Linked DNA regions of Homo sapiens: region 1 is linked to region 2. The links are chromatin loops, found by intact Hi-C in ENCODE. Cell type or tissue: PC-9. All regions are shown on one strand. Links, peaks and the distances in the headings refer to the core of each region. The heading gives the core; the rest is flanking DNA.

Evidence for each region. Hi-C counts contacts between places; a loop is a spot of excess contacts. Peaks named below come from ENCODE experiments on the same cell type or tissue, not always from the same donor. Only the 100,000 strongest peaks of a DNase experiment are listed, where the experiment ranks them.
Region 1: it touches region 2 in a loop (4-fold over the local background); 1 of 110 quality-filtered maps calls a loop at or near these places.

The regions. Positions count from the first base shown.
Region 1 is chr4:78,174,612-78,179,007 of GRCh38, forward strand. The region is part of intron 2 of FRAS1 (Fraser extracellular matrix complex subunit 1); the gene reads left to right. Among named protein-coding and RNA genes, the nearest start is that of SNORD161, 110 kb to the right of the region's middle. In PC-9, for the core only: no CTCF peak of the experiment used is centred there; a DNase peak (open chromatin) is centred at 2,050; H3K27ac peaks cover 697 bases.
Region 2 is chr4:78,567,107-78,571,502 of GRCh38, forward strand. The region is part of intron 2 of ANXA3 (annexin A3); the gene reads left to right. Among named protein-coding and RNA genes, the nearest start is that of ANXA3, 18 kb to the left of the region's middle. In PC-9, for the core only: no CTCF peak of the experiment used is centred there; a DNase peak (open chromatin) is centred at 2,325; H3K4me3 peaks cover 285 bases; H3K27ac peaks cover 3,370 bases.

The DNA.
Region 1 (4,396 bases), core at 260-4,259, 390 kb before region 2:
AACAATTAAGATAAGCCAAGTATTTGGCTGACTAGCACTGGTCATCTTCATGCATTAAAGTCACCTGGAATATAATTTGTCCTGGGGATAAAATGACAGGATTATAAATCTTTAACCAGGCTTTTAAAAATCTGGTAAGATGGGAAGCTGAATTAGGTCAGAAGTCTTAGGCAACAGAACACAGTCTAAATCTTGAGCCATTTGCTTTGGGAATACCTGTGTAGGAATAGTTGTTGGGATGAATGTTTTCATTTGGAAACAAAACATAAACCCTAAATGTAAATCACTGAATTTTCTTCTAGCAGCATCAGAATAATGCATTACATTCATGCACAGGCTGCGGTATTATTGAGGCAGAAAGGCATTACTGTATTCAGTAATGTGCTGTGAAGATTTTCATTATTGCATCTCAGCAGGCTTGGTTCTAGGCAGAAAGATGAAGTGGGTGAAATCAGCCTTTGCTACTTCCTGCAAATGCAGGCTGGCTGCTCTCCACCGGCCCCATCCGGACACTGCCCATCAGGCTCCTGGCTTCTTATCCCATCGCCTGGAGGCTACTTTTTGTTGGGGCGGGGAGCAAGATTTACATTTGGGCTCTTTCAGTATTTATACTTCTGGCTCCCATTAATTAACACATTTTCTAATGAATTGACTGTGATCTCCTGTTACTGTCTAATTGCTTTTACTGTTCTTTTCTTGGTCAGACCAGCACTACTGGAGAGACTCCCAGGAGTTTCTCTGGGTGGCAACATCTCCCATCTGTGTGCCCCGGTAAGGAGGGACACACTTACTCTGCCATTGAATGCACCCTCAGTTTATTGGCCTTGACTCTGGTCTGGCTGTGTCAGCTAATGCTCCAGCAGGAAGGTCTACAGACCTGAACTGGGTGATTTGAGGAGAGTTCAATAAGGGGACTCTTTTCAGAGGTGAGGGCAGGGCATTGTATAGGGAAACCACAGGAATAGTGCAATATCCTAGGGGTAGTTACAGCAGGGAGCCAATATTAATTCTACATCTGAAAGGGAAAGGAAGAAGAGCATTTCTGGGAACCTGGAAGCAGAGCCAGCTCTGTGGAGAGGGTCATCTTACAGGAATTGTGGCTTCAGATGAGAGACCTGGCCAGATCATGATGCACAGTAGGAAGGGAGGCAGGAAGGAAATGGCCACCCTTTCCACCCTCCCTCTGATCTTCTGCCAGTCCTCCTCTTTGGCCAAATCCTTCTGGAAGCCTGCTGACGTGGTCCATGCAGGCCAGCATGCCTTGGCTGAGAGCATGGGTAGATGGAAATGTCCAGCACAAGGGCTCTCAAGCATGTGACACCATTACATCCCTAAGAGACACTAGGTTGCCGTCTCTTGGTGAGTGCCATTTTGCAAATCAATTGGATTAAGATCTCAGTTGCTCAGACATTAGTGAATTGAATGTCAAATACTACTTTGACTATCAGGGGAATTTTTATGTTGATGCCCACGAAATTAAGGGTAATAATACCTGTAGTTGGTTATACCCTGGTTCAGAAATGAAGTAATTTTTCTTTTGCAGTTAGCTTCCTATTATATGTGAGATAGCATTACTTCATGTATCAACATCTATGCAAATTGGCAATTTAAGAAAAAGGACTGAAAACTAGGAAGGCTAGAATGTCATAGAATCTTGGACTTGGAATACAGCATCCCATTTGTTCTCCTACTTAGAGCAGAAATCCCTTTTAAAGTGCCTGCAGTAATCATTGCGCCCCTCCCATTGTGAGTATGAGGACTCGCAATTCCACCCATTCCCATTGCCATCAGGTGTAAATGTTATAAAGAGTTTCCTTACACTGGGCAGAAATCAACTCACTGTTCCTTTCACCAGTTGTTCTGATTTTTCCCTGAAGAGCTACATTGCTTAAATCTCATCATCCTTCAAATATGTGAAGACAGCCATCATTTCTCCCTGACACCTTCTCATTTCCAGGCGAAACATTCCCAGTTTCTGCAACCTGTCCTCATAAGTACAATTTAATTCAACCAACATTTTTTGAGCCCACAGCTATTGGCAAGGCTCCAGGCAGGCACACCTATGAAGCTTACAGTGTGGCTGGGGAGAGGAATGTAAACACTTATGCAATACAAGATAGAATGGAATGTGTTGAGTAGAAGTTTAACTCACATACTTCTAAGTTTTCATACAAGTTGTTGGTAAAAATGTTAATAGGAAAGAAACAAGGAAGGGGCCTTGTAGCATGTCAAGAAAGAGCCTTCTTTAGGTTGAGACCAATTAGCTAACTCACATCAATGGGTACTACCATTCAACCTACTCTTGGCTTTGGTCATCTTATCTGTCCCATCAAAACATCACAGGGACCTTTGTCTTGTATTGCTGAAACCAAAATTCATTATGTCTGTCCCAACAATTGCCAATAGGCAGGTTACACACCTCCATAGTGGGAGTGCGTTAGAACCTCAATGGGAGGGAGAGAGAGAGTGATGTGAGTTTTTTTTTTTTTTTTTTGAGACAGAGTCTTGCTCTGTTGCCCAGGCTGGAGTGCAGTGGCGCTATCTCGGCTCACTGCAAGCTCCGCCTCCTGGGTTCATGCCATTCTCCTGCCTCAGCCTCCTGGAAATGTTTTATATTCACCAGAAGAGGGGGACATGGCTTGAAATATAGTTGAGAAACAAATAATTATACTTAAGTGTTAAAAATTATGAAAGCTAAATGGTAGTACATAGGTATTCTTTATGTTATTCTAAATGGTATTTTTGAAATACCTCAATGTTTATGGAAGGAGGAAATAAACACTGCCTTGGTCCATAGTGGAACCTTAATGGTGGAGTATGGCCATGGGCAACTCATGAGCTGCTGAGACAAGTGGTTGGGGACATTGGTCTATGGTTAGCATTCTCTTGTTGTACCTGTTCAGTTTCATTGTTAAAATTGTTCTCTCATTGAGTTAAAGCAAAATAAACAGCCATCTCTGGGTGAGGTCAGTTGGGAGTCTCTGGGTCCTGAATCACTGCTGGCAGGGGTGGCCGTAGGGAAGGCGGGTCTGCCAGCTCTACTTGAGATTATGCTTCCAGCACCTGTAACTCCTGGTTCATCACCATCAACACTAAGGCTGAAAATTGCAGCCCTGCCTCTATCTCATACACCTTCTTCCTTTCAGGTGCCTCACCACCTTTTACCTTCCCTCCCCTTACATACGGATTGGATTGAACACTGTGTATTACTTCCTGGAAGTTACTGAACGCTGTTGATCCTCAGTTTCTGTGTCAGTACAATGGCAGTAATGATACCTAACCTCTTAGGATTTGTATTAGTTTCCTGGGCTGCCATAGCAAATTTCCGCAAACTGGGTGACTTAAAAAAATTAGAAAGTTATTCTCTCAAAGAAATTTTTTCTGTCTCTGGAGGCCACAGTCTGAAATCAAGGTGTTGTCAAGGCCATGCTCCCTCCCAAAGCTCTAAGGGAGATTCCTTCCTCGCCTCTTCCAGCTTCAGGCAGCTCCTGGCCTCCTAGGCTTGTGGCAGCATCACTTTAATCTCTGTCTCTGTCTTCTTGTGGCTGTTTTTCTTTCTATGTGTATGTGTGTTCTCTCCTTTTTTTAAAAAAATAAAGATACCAGTCATTGGGTAGAGGCACTTTACCCAATGATTGGCATTTTTATCGAAAGAATGATTACTGCAGGCACCTTAAAAGGGATTTCTGCTCTAAGTAGGAGAATAAGTGGGATGTTCTATTCCAGGTCCAAGATTCCATGACATTCTAGGCTTCGTAGTTTTCAGTCCTTTTTCTTAAATTACCAATTTGTATAGATGTTGATACATGAAGTAGTGATATCTCACATATAAGAAGAAGCTACCTGCAAAAGAAAAATTACTTCATTTCTGAACCAGGGTATAACCAACAAGTATTAATTTGGTGGGCATCAACATAAAAATTCCCCTGATAGTCAGTGTAGTATTTGACATTCAATTCACTAATGTCTGAGCAGCTGAGATCTTAATCCAATTGATTTGCAAAATGACACTCACCAAGAAACAGCAAGCTAGCATCTCTCAGGGGTGTAATGGTGTCATATGCTTGAGAGCCCTTGTGCTGGACATTTCCATTTGCCCCTGCTCTCAGCCAGTGACTGGGGATTAAACTAATTACCTCTACAAAGACCCTATTTCCAAATGAGGGCACATTTTGAGGTTCCAGGTGCACATAAAATTTGGGGAGACACTATTAAACCCACTACAGGATTATTTTGGGCTTCAAATAGGATACTGTATGTGGAGTACCTACATAGGGTGAGGTATAGAGTAGGTATTCAATAAAGGGTAGTTCCCACCCCCTAACTACCGCTGATGCACAGATGTTCGAGGGGAGCGAAGGGCAGCCATGACTATACATTCCTCTTGGAATTGCCT
Region 2 (4,396 bases), core at 243-4,242:
GCACTTCTAGGTGAGGAGGCTCTTAGGCGAGGCCCCCAGGATTTGCCCTGTAGGAACCGCTTGGTTACCAGTATTTTTCTCTGGCCTTTACCTGCTGTATTAGTTTCCTAGGGCTGCTGTAATAAAGTACCACAAGCTGCTGGTTTCGAATGACATGAATATATTATCTCACAGTTCTGGAGGCCAGAAGTCTAAAATCAAGGTGTGGTCAGGGCCGTCCTCCCTCTGAAAGCTGTAGGGGAGAACTTCTTAGCCTCTTCCTGGTTTCTAGTGGTTTACTGGTATAGGGGAGTAACAGTAATCCCCATAGGTTCTTAGTTGGAAAGCACCTTTGTTACAAAAGACAGATTGACAAGAGAAAACCAGACAGAAGTTTATTAACATGTGTATTTTGAGTATACATGGAGACACCAAGAGAATGAGTAGTTTTCAGAGGTGGCTTTGAATTTCAGCTTATATAGCATCTTCAACAAAGAACAGTAAATTTTTTGTAACAAGACAATAGAAAAGGACCTTTGAATCTCTGTGGGCAGCAACTTGCAGGTGGGGCAGTGAAGAAAGGCAAATAACTTGCAGATAAAGGTTAGTTAGTACAGCTTGCTAATATAAATTCTTCTAATACCATTGTCAGGCTGATAAGGGTCTTAAACTATCTTCAGTCTTTAACCTTTGTTCTCCCTGGTAGTCAGGAGGGCAGAATACCTTTTGTCTTCATAAATCTTTGTCCTGCTTTTAGGCAAATGGAGGAAAGATATCTCTTGAGTATCTGTTTCTTCTTGTCTTCAACAATCCTTCATGTTTTGAAGAGGCACATTCTGGTCTCATACTGGCAGCTCGCAGCTGCGTAACTCCAGTCTCTGCCTTCACCATCACATCACATTCTTTCTGTATGTCTCTGCCTTTACATGGCTGTCTTATAAGGATACCAGTGGTATTGGATTGGGGGCCTGCCACTGTGACCTCATCTTAATTAATTACATCTGCAATAACCTGGTCTCCAAGTAAGGCCACATTCTGTGGTACTGTGGGTTAGGACTTTAAGGTATTTTTTTGGGGAGACACAATTCAACCCATAACACCTGCCTCACTTGACTGCATTTTATTTCAGGGCTGTTTACAGTAAACTTTCTTTGGTTTTGAAAAATGCTTTTTACTGGAAAAATTGAACAGGAAGTCTTAACAATTTCCAAGTTTGATTGCTTTATTTTTTATAATCTACTCCATTTTTCCTTGTATCATAAAGCTTCATGACCCAACATAGCATCTTGACATTGAACAGAGAGCCATCGTTTCTCCCCGGCTCTTTGAGAGCTCCTTGTCCTGGAGTTTTATCTGGAGCTTTGATTTGATGCCTCAATTTTTGGATGTGGCCTTTATAGGGCTTTCTGAAGTGATGAGTGATCTGGCTTCACCGCATCTTCAAAATGTCCCTGCAGCAACTGCTATTCTTGCTCTGTAGCATTTGGCTTTAAATATGTTTCATATCAACAGGGTTGGCACCTTCTGTTTTTCTCTTCCACTCATCCTTCTGAATGTAAATGTTTAACTTCTTGCAAACACAGTACACTTTGCATAAAGAAATAGGTACAACTGGCTTTTGTGAGTCAAAAACAGACTGGCCTCTCCCAGGGGCAATAGCAAACAGCTCCCTAGGCCCAGCTTGGCCAAGCAGTGGCTTCAAGGTGTCATGTGCTAAGGCTGACCTCCGAAGGATGATTTTAGAAGATCAAGGGAGATTATATTGTCTTGAAAAAGATGGTTTAAATGAGATGAAGGCTAGTCTAGTTTAGGAGCAAAGACTGTTGGAACAGACCACTTACTGGCTGTGGGAACTTAGACAAGTTACTTAATCATCAGTTTCATCATCTGTGAAAAGGATTTATTATATCTACCTTATAAGTTTATTGCAAGGATTGAATAAGCAAATGCAGGAAACGCGCTTAGCACAGTACTTGGCACATAGTGATTAGCAGCAATTGTTCTTAGTATAAAGAGCTCCTGTTACTTTCCCCCTTTATCTAGACATTCTTTGCTTTAATTTGTTTTCCAACTGGCTTCAGCAGCATTTTTCTTTTGGAGGCATCTGAAGGTCAAGTTTCAGAAAAGGAAAGCAACTAAATGTGTTTAAATGTGTGGATGGAAATCTGATCAAAGGCAATTTTTTTTTTTTTAAATAGACTTTGCCAAGTATTCAGGTGATGTTCTACGCTAGCACTGACTATGTTAGGACACTAGGGTTACTGGAAATAAACTCAGCCAAGTATTGATTAGTAATATAAATGTCAAGGAATTAAGCTTGCAGTGGAGCAGGCAATGCAAGCAGTCCTGTTTGGCTGTAAAAATGCCGACATTCCTGAAGCGATGAGCTCATCATTAAATTCTTCATCTTCCACACCCATAAGAGAATTCATGGCTTGTTTGCTCATTTTTGCTTTGGTTTTCTAGACAGCTAAGAAGGAAATAAAGCAGTGCTTCTTAAACTTTATTGTGTACTAGAATCACCTGGAAGGTTTGTTAAATCGCAGATTCTGCATCCTGGCCCTGCAGTTGTTGGTTCAGGAACACTGGGGTTGGGCCTGAGAATTTGCATTTCTGTCACATTCCCGGGTGATGCTGATGCAGCTGCTTCAGGAACCACACTTTGAGAACCACTAAGATGAACTCCCTCGAGGCATTGTGATGTGACATAGAGCAGGGGGCATTTTAGTCATAAGGTGATGGGTTTGAGTCCTGGGGCTGTCCTTATTAGCAGAGCTCTTTTAAGCAAATAATCTCTGTGAGACTGGGTTTCTTCCATTTTCAATTAGAAATAATAAAATTCACCTCATGAAGGCTCTTGTAAGAGTTAAATGTTTGTAAATCACTTTGTTCATGTATTAGTTTTAAAAGATTTCATTAATCTTTGATTGTAAGATTATTTTGTAAGTCATGTAATATTTCCGAATGATTTGGGCAACCAAGTCTATCAAATGAATAATGCCATTCGTTTAAATAATGGAAGCAGTTTTAAATATTTCACTAAAATTCCACTTCAGAATTCCCAAGCCCTTTTTCAAGTTGGGGTGTGTGTGTGCGTACTTTCTTCCCCCCTTGTAATTAAACAAGTTATTCCTCCCCCATTTAATTCTTGCTAAGTACTAAATTGCATAATAAATTGGGAATTTCCTCCTTCTCTAATTCTGTGCATTGGCATTTTAGCATATTTTGATGTGTAGGTGGTAAAGGCCAGTGAAAAGTTCACAGCTGGAGTGCAAACCCTGAGTTTTCATGATGCATGAACAACTGGGATCTGACCACAATTTTGTCTTTTTATATTTAGAATCAGCCACGTCAATATCTGCATGGCACAGAATCACCTGGGAGCTTCTTACACATGTAGAATTTAGCACCCCATCTCTAAAACATATGATTCAGTATATAGAAGGTGTGTCCTGGTCATATACATTTAAAGTATCACTCCAGGTGGTACAGAGACTGCACTTCATGAAACACCAGGAATGGTCTGGAATAGTCTAGTTTGCTTTTAAATTCAGCCTCTGCCTGCAACTAGCTGTGTAGACTTGATCAAATTCTCTGGTCTTCTTAAATCTTGGTGCTGTTTATGTGAAATTGCTCACTCTCATTTATTGGGGCTGTTATGCAGATTATAATTAACATATATAAAGTGCTTAGCATGTAAAGTGTGCTGGGCATGAAGCATTCAAACAATCTAACATTGGGGTAGTTCTTTTACAATGCCAGACACTGGAAGGTGGACAGGTAAGATCAACACAAAAGTTCCTAGATGGATAGAAGTGAAATGAAGCCAGTTGGCTCTGTGAATCCATAAAATATTTATCAAGCCTTGGAGAAAGAGAATTCATCAAAAATTATATTAAAGTGACTAATTTATTTTCTTTCTTTCTTTCTTTCTTTTTTTTTGTGAGACACGGTCTCACTCTGTCACCTAGACTACAGTGCAGTGACACAATCACAGCTCACTGCAGCCTTGACCTTCTGCGCTCAAGTGGTCCTCCCACCTCAGCCTCCCAAGTAGCTGGGACCACACCTGCACACCACCACACCTGGTAATTTTTTAATATTTTGTAGAGACAGGGTCTTACTGTGTTGCCCAGGCTGGCCCTGAACTCCTGGGCTCAAATGATCCTCTGTCTTTGGCCCCCGAAAGACCTGGGAGTACAAGAGTGAGCCACCATGTCCAGACTAAAGTGACTGGTTTGTTACAGGTATCTTCAGGTCAGGAACATTCACAACTAGTTTCTAACTTGCAATTATTTTCTAGGTTCTAAAGTTCTTATTTTAGATGCTATAAGATTAAACAGTGTTTGAGTGTATTGAAATCAATTATTCAGTCTAATCTAATGAATCAGCAGACTATCATATTTTACTGTGCCAG